Linked DNA regions of Homo sapiens: all the other regions are linked to region 1. Evidence: chromatin contacts called from ENCODE Hi-C or POLR2A ChIA-PET data. All regions are on one chromosome and are shown on one strand. The core of a region is the stretch at or near the end of the contact, and the rest is flanking DNA. Distances in the headings are between cores, read along the strand shown. Region 1 holds the start of TRAPPC6A (trafficking protein particle complex subunit 6A). Region 2 holds the start of VSIG10L-AS1 (VSIG10L antisense RNA 1). Region 3 holds the start of ETFB (electron transfer flavoprotein subunit beta).

What was found. Hi-C counts contacts between places; a loop is a spot of excess contacts on that map. ChIA-PET counts read pairs that join two places held with the same protein, here RNA polymerase II (POLR2A). Pooled maps may share reads with other maps.
Region 2: a loop to region 1 is called in a map of naive thymus-derived CD4-positive, alpha-beta T cell, with 23 times the contacts of the local background. The contact joins the promoter of VSIG10L-AS1 here to the promoter of TRAPPC6A in region 1. A Hi-C loop is called at or near these places in 1 of 168 maps with a recorded cell type or tissue (naive thymus-derived CD4-positive, alpha-beta T cell). POLR2A ChIA-PET finds 5 or more read pairs at or near these places in 1 of 52 experiments (Caco-2).
Region 3: a loop to region 1 is called in a map of CD8-positive, alpha-beta T cell, with 11 times the contacts of the local background. The contact joins the promoter of ETFB here to the promoter of TRAPPC6A in region 1. A Hi-C loop is called at or near these places in 1 of 168 maps with a recorded cell type or tissue (CD8-positive, alpha-beta T cell) and 5 of 50 pooled maps. POLR2A ChIA-PET finds 5 or more read pairs at or near these places in 1 of 52 experiments (PC-9).

What each region holds. Positions count from the first base shown.
Region 1 is chr19:45,176,975-45,181,045 of GRCh38, forward strand. It overlaps TRAPPC6A (trafficking protein particle complex subunit 6A), which reads right to left and starts at 1,263. Exons shown (of 6, transcript NM_001270891.2): 1 at 1,161-1,263. The coding sequence starts at 1,244. It overlaps BLOC1S3 (biogenesis of lysosomal organelles complex 1 subunit 3), which reads left to right and starts at 1,810. Exons shown (of 2, transcript NM_212550.5): 1 at 1,810-1,857; 2 at 2,314-4,071. The coding sequence starts at 2,323. The coding sequence ends at 2,931. RefSeq lists enhancers at 641-1,584, 1,597-1,666, 1,737-2,056, 2,597-3,097, 3,523-4,024 and silencers at 1,017-1,236, 2,407-2,716.
Region 2 is chr19:51,338,665-51,343,290 of GRCh38, forward strand. It overlaps VSIG10L-AS1 (VSIG10L antisense RNA 1), which reads left to right and starts at 1,356. Exons shown (of 5, transcript NR_186316.1): 1 at 1,356-2,053; 2 at 2,402-2,510; 3 at 3,186-3,321. VSIG10L (V-set and immunoglobulin domain containing 10 like) reads right to left here and starts at 3,475. Exons shown (of 10, transcript NM_001163922.3): 1 at 3,421-3,475; 2 at 2,489-3,343; 3 at 1,769-2,062; 4 at 1,351-1,635; 5 at 224-478. The coding sequence starts at 3,460. RefSeq lists silencers at 250-589, 1,240-1,509.
Region 3 is chr19:51,363,271-51,367,637 of GRCh38, forward strand. It overlaps ETFB (electron transfer flavoprotein subunit beta), which reads right to left and starts at 3,118. Exons shown (of 6, transcript NM_001985.3): 1 at 3,000-3,118. The coding sequence starts at 3,056. CLDND2 (claudin domain containing 2) reads right to left here. Exons shown (of 4, transcript NM_152353.3): 3 at 4,187-4,306; 4 at 3,828-3,945. The coding sequence ends at 3,872. RefSeq lists an enhancer at 2,725-3,684 and silencers at 3,914-3,963, 4,234-4,367.

The DNA of each region.
Region 1 (4,071 bases), core at 13-2,512:
TGGCTAACAGTGAAAACCCGTCTCTACTAAAAAAAATAATAATAATACAAAAAATTAGCCAGGTGTGGTGGCGCCAGCAGCGCTTGTGGTCCCAGCTACTTGGGAGGCTGAGAAGTGGGATGATCGCTTGAGCCCAGGAGGTCGAGGCAGCAGTGAGCCATGACTGCATCACTGCACTCCAGCCAGCCTGGGCGACCGAGCAGGATGCGCGTGCGCGCACACACACACACACACACACACACACAGTCCCGGGCCAGTCACGGTAGTTCACGCCTGTAATCCTAGCACTTTGGGAGGCCCAGGCGGGAGAATCACTTGAGCCTAGGGGTTCAAGACCAGCCTAGGCAACATGGCAAAACCCCATTATCTCTTTTTTTTTTTTCCTGAGACAAGTCTCGCTCTGTCGCCTAGGCTGGAGTGCAATGGCACAATCTTGGCTCACTGCAACCTCCGCCTCCCAGGTTCAAGCCATTCTCCTGTCTCAGCCTCCCGAGTAGCTGGGATTACAGGTACCCGCCATCATGCTCGGCTAATTTTTGTAGACACGGGGTTTCACCATGGCCAGGCTGGTCTTGAACTCCTGACCTCAGGTGATCCGACGGCCTCGGCCTCCCAAAGTGCTGGGAGCTACAGCGCCCAGCCGGCATATTTCATTTTATTATTTGACTCCCCTAGTGAAATGTAAGCTTCACAAGGAAGGGATTCTGTCTTAGAACGGTGCCTGGAATACAACAGACGCTCAATAAGTGGGTGTCGAATAAATAAATGTCCCACGCTGAGGCTTAGGTACGTTATGATACTCATTTTACAAAAGAGAAAACTAGGACACACAAAGATTAAGTCATTGGGTCGCACACCTAGTAAGTGGGGGAGGCGAGTCCTCAGCACACGCCCAATAACAGCATTATTATGATTACTAGCCGCTTACTCAGGCCTTGAGCTAAGTGCTTTACCCTGAATCATCGCGCTCAATTTAGCAATAACCCCGAGCCGGCACCGTCGCGAACGCCACTTTCCAAAGGAGGAAGCCAGGGCCAGACGTTGCCCTGCAAGGCCGGGGCTGGGCCGGGTTCGAACCCGGACGCCTGACGCGCCCTCCGCTCTCCCAGAGGCGTTACCTTGGTGGCCCCCGCTTCCTCCCCACGGAGCCCGGCGCTCACCCCCGGGCCGGGGTCGGGGTCGTGAGCCCACAGCTCAGCCACCATCTCCGTGTGAAGAAACTCAAACAACACAGTATCCGCCATGCCCCCTCCTCGCACGCCTAAAGATGCGCCCAGCGCTTCCAGCTCTCATTGGCCAGGCTTGGTAAGCCACGCCTCTTGCGTCATGGCGCGAGCCCTCCTACTCCGGCTTCCATTGGTGTTTTAGACTAGCCCCGCCTCCCCGCCCCGGACTCAGGTGGTGTGCGCGTGAGCCTGGGACACTAGGGGGCGGGCCTACGCCTTCTCTGGCCACATGTGGCAACATCTTCTGCTCTTACTGCCGTCCCTTCCCTATTTCCGGGTTCTCGAGCATTCCTATTGGCCAAATTACTGGTTACACGTGACATACTCGGCTTTTAAAATCCCTATTGGTCCACTCCAGACTTTCCTCGTCGCACAACCTGGAAGAGCCGGCCCAGCTGTTTCTCTATTGGCGGTTCCTCCATTCATGTGACTCTTCTGCACGCTCACTCAAAGCTGATGCTGAGAACTTGCTTCCTGATTGGTAGCCGGGCGAATCCACGTGACTTGGCCGCTAATGCCCGCCCAACCCGCTCCCCTATTGGTTGAAATCACAGCCCTTCAGCTGCCACGGTGAGAACGCAGCACTCGGGTTAGGAAGCGGATCTCGCAAGCTCCGAGCGTCAGCTGCCGGGTACGGTCTTTGGCGTTAGCGCTTCTCCCATCCCATGAGTGCCCCCAGCAGAGTCCAGTCGGACTGTCATCCTTTCTGCGACTCTGGCGCTGGTCCCGAGCAGCTCACGGGCCCGTGTGCTTCCGGGTCTGAGATTGGCATGGTGGACCAGGTGGAGGGTGTGGCCTCTACTAGGAGGCAAATTCGTAAAGACCTCGGCTTGGGACTCCGGGAACTCGGGCCCCAGATCCTTGTTCGAGCTGGTCTTCAGTTTCCCCATCTGTACGCTGAAGAGCCTGGGGTCCAGTAACCCCCATCATCACCCAGTTTACAGAAGAGGAAACTGAGGCCCAGACGGGGAGCAGCTGACACCAAGTCGTTAAGAGAATCAGCGAAGGGGCTGGGAATCCAGGACCTGCGCCTTTTACCCACCGCGGCGCCGGTCTCACGTGCAGTCCCTTCGCTCTTCTCCCCTAGTTCGGTGCCATGGCGTCCCAGGGTCGTCGGCGGAGGCCCCTGCGGAGGCCGGAGACGGTGGTGCCGGGGGAGGCGACCGAGACGGATTCCGAGCGCTCTGCGTCCTCGTCGGAGGAGGAGGAGCTGTACCTGGGTCCTTCGGGCCCGACGCGCGGCCGCCCCACGGGGCTGCGGGTGGCTGGGGAAGCCGCGGAGACCGACTCGGAGCCGGAGCCGGAGCCGGAACCGACGGCCGCGCCGAGGGACCTGCCTCCACTCGTGGTGCAGCGGGAATCGGCGGAGGAGGCCTGGGGCACGGAGGAGGCCCCGGCGCCCGCCCCCGCGCGCTCGCTCCTGCAACTTCGGCTGGCGGAGAGCCAGGCGCGGCTGGACCACGACGTGGCGGCCGCCGTGAGCGGTGTCTACCGCCGTGCAGGCCGCGACGTGGCCGCCCTGGCTAGTAGGCTGGCGGCAGCCCAGGCGGCGGGGCTGGCGGCGGCCCACAGCGTGCGCCTGGCGCGCGGGGACCTTTGTGCGCTGGCCGAGCGTCTGGACATCGTGGCTGGCTGCCGCCTGCTGCCGGACATCCGCGGCGTGCCAGGGACCGAGCCTGAGAAAGACCCGGGGCCGCGGGCCTAGCCATGATTCTACTTCCCAACCTGACTGCAATTTGGGGGTAGGCCTTGCTGCCTCTGGGACCTGACTCTGTCTCCTGTGTCTCTTATCACCCCCCACCCCCGCTCCCATCTTGGTGTCACCCATGGGGGCTAATCCGGTCCCCTTGGATAATGCTTTATATTGGATATAGTTCAACCCCTACTGCGGAGACCAGGGCCCCACTATCCTTAGATCTGGTTCCTCTCCCGATCCTGACCCTGCCGCCTGGTTCTGAGCCTTCCCCTGGGGCTTGGCTCCAGCCTTTGTTACATAGTTGCTCCTTAATCTGTTTCCACCCTGGGGGCTCACCAATTTTTTTTTTTTTTTTTTTTTTTTGGAGACAGGGTGTTTATCTGTCACCCAGGCTAGAGTGCAGTGGCGGGATTACTGCTCACTGCAACCTCGACCTCCTGGGCTCAAGTGATCCTCCCAGCTCAGCCTTCAAGAGTAGCTGGGACTGCAGACCTGCACCACCACGTCCAGCTGCCCGGTTAATTTTTTTCTGTCGGTTTGAAGAGGGGAGAAGGTCTCACTATGTTGCCCAGGCTTGTCTCAAACTCCCGGGCTCAAGCAATCCTCCCACTGTGGCGTCCCAAAGTGCTGGGGTTACAGGTGTGAGCCACCACACACTGGGCTCTGCTCTGCCTTTCTGAGTTTGGTTTCTGCTTATGGTGGGGAGCTTGTTCCCGTTCTTCCCACAAGAACCCAGGATGTGGCACAGCTTCCCTGCCGTCTTCCTTCACTCAGTTGGCTACGCCTCCCATCCTAGCTCCACTTCCAGAACTGCCTTCACCCTAGGCTGGGTCCTTGTTTTGTTTTTAGAGACAGGGTCTCACTGTGTCTCCCAGGCTGGAGTACAGTGGCGTGATCTCGGCTCACTGCCACCTCCACCTCCCGAGTTCAAGCGATTCTCCTGCCTCAGCCTCCCGAGTAGCTAGGATTACAGGCATGCACCACCACGCCTGGCTACTTTTTATATTTTTAGTAGAGATGAGGTTTCACCTTGTTGGCCAGGCTGGTCTCGAACTCCTGGCCTCAGGTGATCCACCCGCCTCACCTCCTAAAATGCTGGGATTACAGGCGTGGGCCACTGCGCCTAGCCAGCTGGGTCCTTGTTCTGCT
Region 2 (4,626 bases), core at 106-2,605, 6.2 Mb after region 1:
GTGATGGCCTTCTTCCTGTGTCCAGAAAAATACCCCCATCCCTGCACCCCGCCACCATGAGGTATAGGAAAATCTTTGTCCCTTTTCTAGTTTGAAGACAGTGAAGTCCTGCCTCTTTCTTGGACTAAGGACGTACCCCATACCCCTTCAGAATTTTCGAAGGACCAAAGAAAAAGTCTCCCTCCTCCTCGAGAAACAGCAAAAAAGCCCCGCGCCCTCTCACCCGGCGTGACTGTGCAGGTACGCGTGGCCACCAGGTGGCGAGCAAGGCAGGTGATGGGGACGCCGCTGAGCCGGGGGTGGGCGGGGACGGCCGCCAGCAGCACAGAGGACACTGGCCCGGCGCGGATGCCTTCGGGGAGACCCTGGAACTGCAGGGAGGCAGCAGGGGCCCCGCCGGGCCACGAGCAGCGGAAGCGGAGGCTGCGGTCCCCGGGACCCCCTTCAACTGAGCACTGTGGGGCCCCGGGGGGCAGGTCTGCGGAGAGAAGGGAGAGAATGAAGATGGAGTCCCTTTCTCATTTCTTCTCCAGCCCCGCCTCCCCGCGCGGTGACTCCACCCTTCTTCACTAGCCCCACCCCATAGGCGCTCACACTCCCCACTTTTCCTGCGATCCCGTTCCCTTTTCCCATTAACTTCCTCGCTAAGTGGGTAGCCCGCAGCCCTGCTGACTGCCCAACTTTCTTAAGAAAACTGCATCTTCACACAATGATATTTCTCTTCCCAAACGTAACTCAGCCCCTTCCTTTCCAGCTCCACCCACTTCTGCCAGGTTACTTCGCCCCCTCCTGGATTGCACTCCGAGAAGCCTCCCCTTTTCCCAGATATCTCCGCCCTTCCTTGTGGACCCCTTCCCCTTTCTAAGACAATTCTGCCCGCTTTCTAAATGACCTCGCCCCTTTCCCTGGTGACTCCGCCCCCCTTGCCAGGTAACTTCTCCCTTTGCTGATCCCACTTAAGCAAATTAGTTCTTTCCTTTTCTAACTCCCACTCTTTGCCATTTAACTCCGCTTGTCGACTTTGTCGAGTGTTCCATGCCCAGGAATGTCCGCCCTCTCAGTGCTGGGCCGGCCCGTCAGTCCTGGTCATCCCTGCCACTCTATTTGGCTCCTTCCCTTATCCTCTTTCTGGCCCCGCCTCTTATCCTAGGTGTCTCCGCCCCTCCGCGCTGGCCCGCCCCACCACGGGTATCCCAGCTCCTTCTTGGTGACCCGCCCTCCCGCTGGCCCTGCCCCACCCACCGGTATGCTGCTCCTCCTTGCTGGCCCCGCCCCTTTCCTCTAGCCCCGCCCTCGTTCTGGCCCCGCCCCTCTCCCAGGCATTCCCCTACTCCCGCTCCAGCCTCTCACCCGCCACTGTAAGGTTGAGCAGCGAGCGGCGGCGGCGGCCGGTACGCGGGTTCGCCGCCAGGCAGGCGTAGGTGCCTGCGTGGCCCGGTCCGACCGCGGGCAGCAGGAGGCGCGACCCCGCGGGCACCGCGGCCTCGGCCGGGTCCGCCAGGCTCCACGTGATGTCGGCGGGCGGCCGCGAGGCGGCGGCGCAGCGCAAGGTCACGTTACTGCCCGCGGTGACAAAGCGGGCAGGCGCGGCGTCGCGGTCCGAGGAGACCGTGATGGTCGGCGGGTCCGGGCCGTCTGGAGGGAGGAGGGGTCGGGACCGCGAGTGTCAGGGTCACCTGGGACGCCGCTAGGACTCCCGGAGACTGGGTCCCCAGCCCGCTTCTCCCCAAGGACCCCCTGTCCCCGACCCGAGGCATCCCCCACTCACAGAAGACGCTGACGTCGGCGGCAGCCTCCCTGTGGCCGAAGGGGCTGCGGACGCGGCAAGTGTACCGGGCGTGGTCGCTGCGCACAGGGCGCACGATGAGCAGCTGGTCGCCCTCTGAGCGCATCCGGGGCGTCTCGGCTCCCTCCGATTCCGCCGCCTCCAGGGCGCGTCCGTCCCGGCTCCAGCTCAGCTCCCCGCGACCTGGCCCCCACCCCAGGCAGCGCAGCCGGAGCTCGGCCGCCCCCTCCTCTGTCTCTGGAGCCTTGGGCTGAACCGACAGCTGGGGTAGGGGCTCTGGGAGAGGGAGAATGGGCTCAGGACCCACCCAGTCCTGGAGCCCATCTTTGGTCCCCTTAGAGGGAACCCCAGCCGCTGCTCCCTCTAAGCCCCTGGAGTCTCAGCCCCCATCCCTCTCCTCTCATAAACCTATGAGTTTGAGCCCCCAGACACCTCCTCTCCGGGACCCAGGAGTTCGCCAGAAGAGGCTCCTAGCCTCCTCCTCCTCCCTCAGACCTGGGAGTTCAGGCTCCCAGGAGTCTCCATCCCAGGTCCACCTTTGCTCAGACACCCCTGCCTTGACCTCTAGCTCTTTTTCTCCCTTCCTCAACCCAGAAGTCCTCTTCTCCTATCCAGGGACCCCACAGCACCGTGACTTGCCCAAAGCCTGGCAGAGCAGAGCAGCCCCTGCCGCCTGCACGCCGGACGCCAGGGCCCACTTACCATACACACCCACCGTGAACTCGTGAGTCTGCTGGGAGACCCCTGCCCGGATGACCTCAGCCGTGTAGACCCCTGCATCGTCCAGCTGGGCAGAGGCGAGCTCCAGAACCCCCCGGGCCTGGTCAAATCGCAGGTGGTCTCGGTGAGCAGGGTCCAGGCTGATCAGAGGTGCCCCTGGCCCCAGGCCCCCAGCTGCCAGCACCTTTGAGCCCCGGCGCCAGACCACCAGAGAGGTGGGGGGCCCAGGGTTGGGGATTGGGACTAGGGGGAGCCGGATGGTGGTCCCCACCAGCACAGCGAGTGGGCCCCCCACCTGCTGGGGAAAGCTTGCAGCTGAGTGGGTCTCTGCAGAAAATTTGGATTCAGGGCTCTGGGCAGAGAGTTTAAGATCCATATCATCCGGGGAGAATTTTGAATCTGGGGCCTCAACAGACAGTTTGGTATGGGAGACTTGAGTAGAAATGTTTGAAGCTGGGGTCTTAACAGTGAAGGAAGGCTTGGGGTCTTTGGCAGGAACTTGAGGATCCGAAATATCAGGAAATACTTCAGAACCAGGGGTTTCAGAGAAGGGGGAAACCGGGCTCAAATCTTGGCCCTCAGCAGAAACATTTGACCAGAAGGACCCAGACATGTTGGAACTCAGGGCCTCAGGAAACCAGCTGGAATCAGAGATTCCAGCAGAGGCTTTTGAATCCAGGAACTGATCTGGAACTTTCCAGCTGGGAGGTTTGATGGAGGGAACTTCCACACCCAGCCCCTGGGAAGAGCTCTTTGAGTCTGAAGAGAAGGCAGAGGAGAAGTTGGTTTGCTGAAGTCCAGAAGAGGCTCTGAGGGTGAGGATCCCTACCAAGGAGGCTGCAGAGAAGAGAGGAAGGCATTGGGGGAGGCTGCTGAGGGAGACTGACAGGGAAGGGACTGAGCAGGGAACTTACCCAGGAGTAGGAAGAGTGGCAGAGCCTGTGGGTTGTCCATGGTGCTGGCCTCACTGAAAGGACACTGGAGAGAGACCCAGGACTGCACCCATCCCTCCCGGGTCAGACGAGTCCAACAGGACTGGTAGCTTAGCTTCCTGGGAGGGGAAGGGAGCCAGACCCAGAGGGAGGTGCCAAGATCCTCAACCCCAGTGTGGTGGCTGAGCTGCCCACCTCATCCCACTCTCTTCATTAGCTGGTCCCATCTGCAGAGAGGCCCAGCCTGATCCCTGCCCTCCCCACCCCCAGGGGGAAGCTGGAGAAAACATTCCCAGCTAAAAATGTGGGAGCAAATTTGTGAGACAAAGCCAGGAAGACTTCCTGGAGGAGGGTGAGGTGACCTTTCCGAGAGCCCCACCTCTGATGGCCACAGCTTCAGAGCAGGCTTCCTCCTCCCCAGCCTCCTGGCTCCTTCCACTCTGTCTTGCCTGCAGCCTCAGATACATCTGACCCTGCTCCTCCTCTGCTCCAAACCCTCCCACGGCTCTCTGTTGCCCTCAGAACCAAGTCTCCAGGTGCTATCTCCTGCCAGGGCCTCTATCCTGAGACCAGAGCTGCATTTCCGCATCCCCGAGGCCCTCACATGGCCTGTGTCCCGCTAAACTCAGACTCTTTCCTCTAACCCAAACTTCCTCACACCTCCAGGATGGCTTCACTGTCTTCGCAAATGCTGGAGAACATTCCCACCTCCTCCCTCCCTGTCACCACTGTCGATCTGAGTCCAACCCTCCTCCCCCTAGTTCTCACTGGCCAGGCTCTGTCTTCTCTTCCTGCCCCGTCTCCCTCCTCTGCCCAGTCTCCTCCATTCCCTGCCAGGGTCCTTCTATACCCAGAGCTGAACCTGCCTCCCCCTGCTCACAGCCCTCCCCTGGCTCCCCAGTGCCCTCTGGAGACATCCAAGGTTCAAAGCAAACTCATGCACAGCCCCCACTCAAGCACTTGAACATCCTGCCATTCTTATCCTGCCCGCCCATCTCACCTCCCAGTCCTCTACCTGGAATGCTCTCTCCCACTCTCCACCTCCCTCCAACCTGGCTAAACCACAACTTGTCCTTCAGGTCTCACCTTATTAAGAACCATAATTACCACTTAATTTGAGCCAGGAACTACGCTAAATGTTTCCTATGCACTATCAGGCTGAACACTTCTAAACACCCTATAAGCTGA
Region 3 (4,367 bases), core at 1,868-4,367, 6.2 Mb after region 1:
ATGATGGAGTAGGGCAGTGGGGAACATGGGGTAAACAGAGGATCCCAATCCAGTCTGGCGAGGGCTGATGGAAGCAAATCTAGGGACTGCAGAAGCCCCCAGGGATATACCAAGGCAACCTGAGGGTGTAGGGTCAGGGGCTTCCTGGAGGAGGCGATGCCAGGGAGAATCACTAAATTATTATTATTATTATTTTGAGACTGAGTCTAGCTCTGTCACCCAGGCTGGAGTACAGGGACACAATCCTGGCTCACTGCAACCTCTGCCTCCCAGGTTCAAGCGATTCTCCTGCCTCAGCCTCCCGAGTAGCTGGGACTACAGATACGTGCCACCATGCCTGGCTAATTTTTTTATTTTTAGGAGAGATGGGGTTTCACCATGTTGGCCTGGCTGGTCTCAAACTCCTGACCTCAACTGATCCACTCGCCTCAGCCTCACAAAGTGCAGGGATTAGAGGTGTGAGCCACCGCGCCTGGCCGAGAATCACTAGATTTTGATATAATCCATGAGTTGGAGTTGGGCAGGACAAAGGACAGAAAGCAGAGGTAGGAGGGTGGTGCTGGAAGAAGGCATGGAACGGGCAAGCCGCGGCCTGGTCTGTCAGGACAGGAGGAGCAGGTCACAGTGGCAGAAGCACAAAGGGTAAGGGAGGGTCCAAGGAGGGAAGTGGACGGCTGAAGCAGACCATGAAGAGGAGGCTGGACCACAAAGCATCCCAAATGCCAGGCAGAGGGGCTGCGACTCTGTCCTGAGGGTGCTGGGGAGCCACAGGCAGGCTGGGAGCAGGGGAGAGCAGGGTGAGCTCTGGGTGCAGAAAGGCCCCTAAGGCTGGGTAGAGGTGGGCTGAGAGGGAGAGACTGGGAGTGAGGGAGGACCCGGGTGAGGGTCCAGGTGAGACAATGACACCAAGAGACAATAGGGCAAGAAGGGTGGGGGGTGGAGAACTGACAGCTTTGGGAGAAGGGAAAGAGGGTGGGACAGTACCCAGGTCTAATCTGGTGTTTAGGAAGCTGGCAGGGTCTGAATCATTTATTTGTTCTGAAAAGGACATCAACAGACACATCCAGTGAGACAGGATGTAATGCAGGGAGCCCTGGGGCACTGCGGGAGGGGAAGGCAGCACCCTCTGGAAAGGACAGTAGCTGATTCAACGCGGCCTTCACGCTTCCCCTCTGTTCTCTCCCTGAGCACACCAGAGACATCCATGTGCCAGGCTCTGTGCTGAGTGATGCTGGGACCAGAGCTGAGTCAAACGTGGGCCTGCACCATGGGGGAGACGGATCCAATCCCAGACATGCCAGGCGTGGAAGGCCAGGGCTGGGATGGAGAGAAGAGGCCCAGGGAGCTGTAGGACTCCAAAGATGTGACAGTAACGAACAGTCAGAGCAGGGAGGAAACCAAGTGTTGGGTCCCAGGACCCCAAGAGGAATGTGTCTCAAAAGGGCTACAGGTGACATCCCTGTCATGTGCTGCCAGAGGCATCATTAGGACAGGGGGCATTGAGGGAGATGGGAGAGCAGAGTCTAGAGCCAGACTTGCCCGGGGTTTCGATCGTAACTCTGCCACTTACTGGCTGGGAGATCTGACAGGCCTCAGTTTCCTCATCTATCCAATGGAATTAATAATACAAAGGGTCGGCCAGGCACGGTGGCTCACACCTGTAATCCCAGCACTTTGGGGGGCCGAGGCAGGCGGGTGGATCACCTGAGGTCTGGAGTTTGAGACCAGCCTGACCAACATGGTGAAACCCCATCTCTACTAAAAATACAAAAAATTAGCCAGGTGTGGTGGCACATGCCTGTAATCCCAGCTACCTGGGAGGCTGAGGTAGGAGAATTGCTTGAACTCGGGAGGCTGAGGTTGCAGTGAGCCAAGACTGCGCCATTGCACTCCAGCCTGGGCAAAAAGAGCAAAACTCCGTCTCAAAAAATAAAAATAAATAATAAATAATACAAAGGGTACTGAAAGGACTGAATGGGTTAATCTCTGCAAAGGACTTGGAACGATGCCTGCCACGTAAGTACCCGCTAAATGCTGGCTGCTATCATCACTGACACTTTCATGCTCAAGTCTGGCTCCTGTACCCTCTTCCCCAGCCCACTCCCTAAGCAGGCAGGGGCAGTATCAGTGTCAACTTTGTGACCCTGGTTTTGCCCACCCTGAGGCCTCCAGGGTGCCAGGCCCTGCGCTAGGTAATGCTGGGGACACGGAGGTAAGTCCCCAGGCTGATGGGAAGGACAGACATGGACAGACAGTCACCATCTTCAGTCCAGTTCAGGCCAAGCATTGAGAGAAACGGGCCTGAGAGACCGTGTCTGATTCACCTCTGTCCACACCAGCTTCCCTCTGGGGACAACAAGCCAGGCGCTGAGAGCACCCTCCCCCACCTCTTTCATGGAGAATGTGAGCTACCCCCAGCTCAGTCAGGTTGGCTCCTTGAACTTTCATCTCTAGCAAACACACTTCTCTCTCCCTAGCTAGAGCCTCCTGGCTCACCCTGTGGCTATGGAGGGTGGAAAGCAGCTTCTGGGGCCCCACAGGACCCTGTCTGACTCCCTCTATAGCACATTTCGGGTAATATAAGAGTACAATGGTAAGTAATGCAGCCTAGTGGGTGAAAGCAGTCAGAGGAACCTGGATAGAACTCTCGGCTCTGCCCTTCTCTAGCTGGGTGACCTCTCTGTGCCTCAGTTTCTCCGTGCATTAAACAGGGACCGTGACTTCTTCCAGTGGGTAAGAAATAGAGAAAGCAACTCACTCTGAACAGTTATCAAGAGAGTGAATCCAGAACGAGGGAAAAGAGAACATGGCCGTGACCCCGGAGGGATCGGATGTTAGAACTTCACTCTTGGATTTTTGCCCTCAGGTGACTTTGACGTTTGGGGGTTAAAGCGGCAGAGGTCGGGGGTTACGAGAAGACCCCCACCCAGTGTGCGCTCGTGGCCCCGGAAGCACACGGCTGCGGGACTCAGGGATGTGGGAGAGGGGGGCCCGATCACCTTCACGGCGTAGTCGATGACCCTCTTGACAGCTACGAGCACGCGCAGCTCCGCCATCTTCCCGCCGCAGCCACTTACAGGGTCAGCCCGCACCCTCAGCGGCTCAGTCCAGAAGCCCCACCACCCCCGCCCCCCGCGCCCCTCTCTGCGCCTGCGCGCAGCACGGTCAGCCAGTCAACCGCTGCAGAGCCCGCCTCCCCGACAGAGGACCAATCGAGAGGCCGGAAGGAAGGGAGGTGTGGCAAGCAATGCAAACCAATGGGAAGCGGATCTCGGGGAGCGAGCGGGACCTGGAGAGAGAAGGAAAGGCCTGGCGGAGAGGGCAGGGCAGAGAACTAGGGGAAAGGTCGTGCACTGGAGGGAAGCGCGCCCGGAGTTTATAGATCCTCCCGGTCCTATAAACACTTCCCGGTATCCCCGGATCTGCTCTCCCTCTCCAGATCCCCCACTTCTTCCCGGCCTCTCCAAGTCGCGGTACTCGTATTCCCACGCCTCTGAATCCTCGCGCGTCGGTCTCTCCACTCTCTCCATCCCCGTGTTCCCTGTCCCTTCCATATCCGTATCCTCCCCTGTCCGTGTCTCTACTTCACCTCCATGTCGTCCCCACAGCCTCTCCACACCCTCTCCAAAGGCCCACGTCCCCTCCTGGCCCCGCCCCTCCCACATGTCCCTGTTCCCATCCCAATCCATGGAGACTTGTGTCTCCATGTCTGTGTCTCCCTGTCTCCACGTTCCCTATGAGTTCATGTCCTTATGTCTTCCCTGAGCCTCTATGCAACCCCGTGCCTGCGTCCCCACGACCCGCAGAAAAGCACGCGGAGCCGCAGCGCTAAAAAAAGCCGTTCCTTTATTCTGCCCCAGGCAGGCTGCAGTCACAGACACACGGGGAATCCACTGATGGCGTCGGTGCTCTGCATGATCATGTCTGCCAGCAGAAAGCAGAAGCCTGGGGGGACGGGGGTGCGGAGCAGGGAGAGGAAGGTGGGCCCTGGGGCGGATGGCCGGGAGGGCCCCGGGGACTGGGGTTTGGGGCTCCAAGGGGGTCTCTGCCGGGTCTGCGGGAGTCGTTAGTGTGTTGGGGAGTCCCCGAGAGGTCCCCGGGGTTTCCTGGGAGGGCAGCTGGGGAGCCTCTGGGGTGAGGGTCTTCTGGGCAGTCTCCTCCACCCTCTTCCCGCTGTCCAGTTTACCCGCGAGAATTGAGAAGGGTAAGGCCAGCCACCCAGAAAAATAGGACCAAGAGAAGAAGACGTTGTTCTTCCACGCATTCTTCACGGTGTAGCCTATCAAGGCGGTCAGCAGCAGCAGTCCTGGGCCCCGCCCAGCCGCAAGATGAGCTAGCTGGGCCTGGTGGGGGCTGCACCCAGGCCA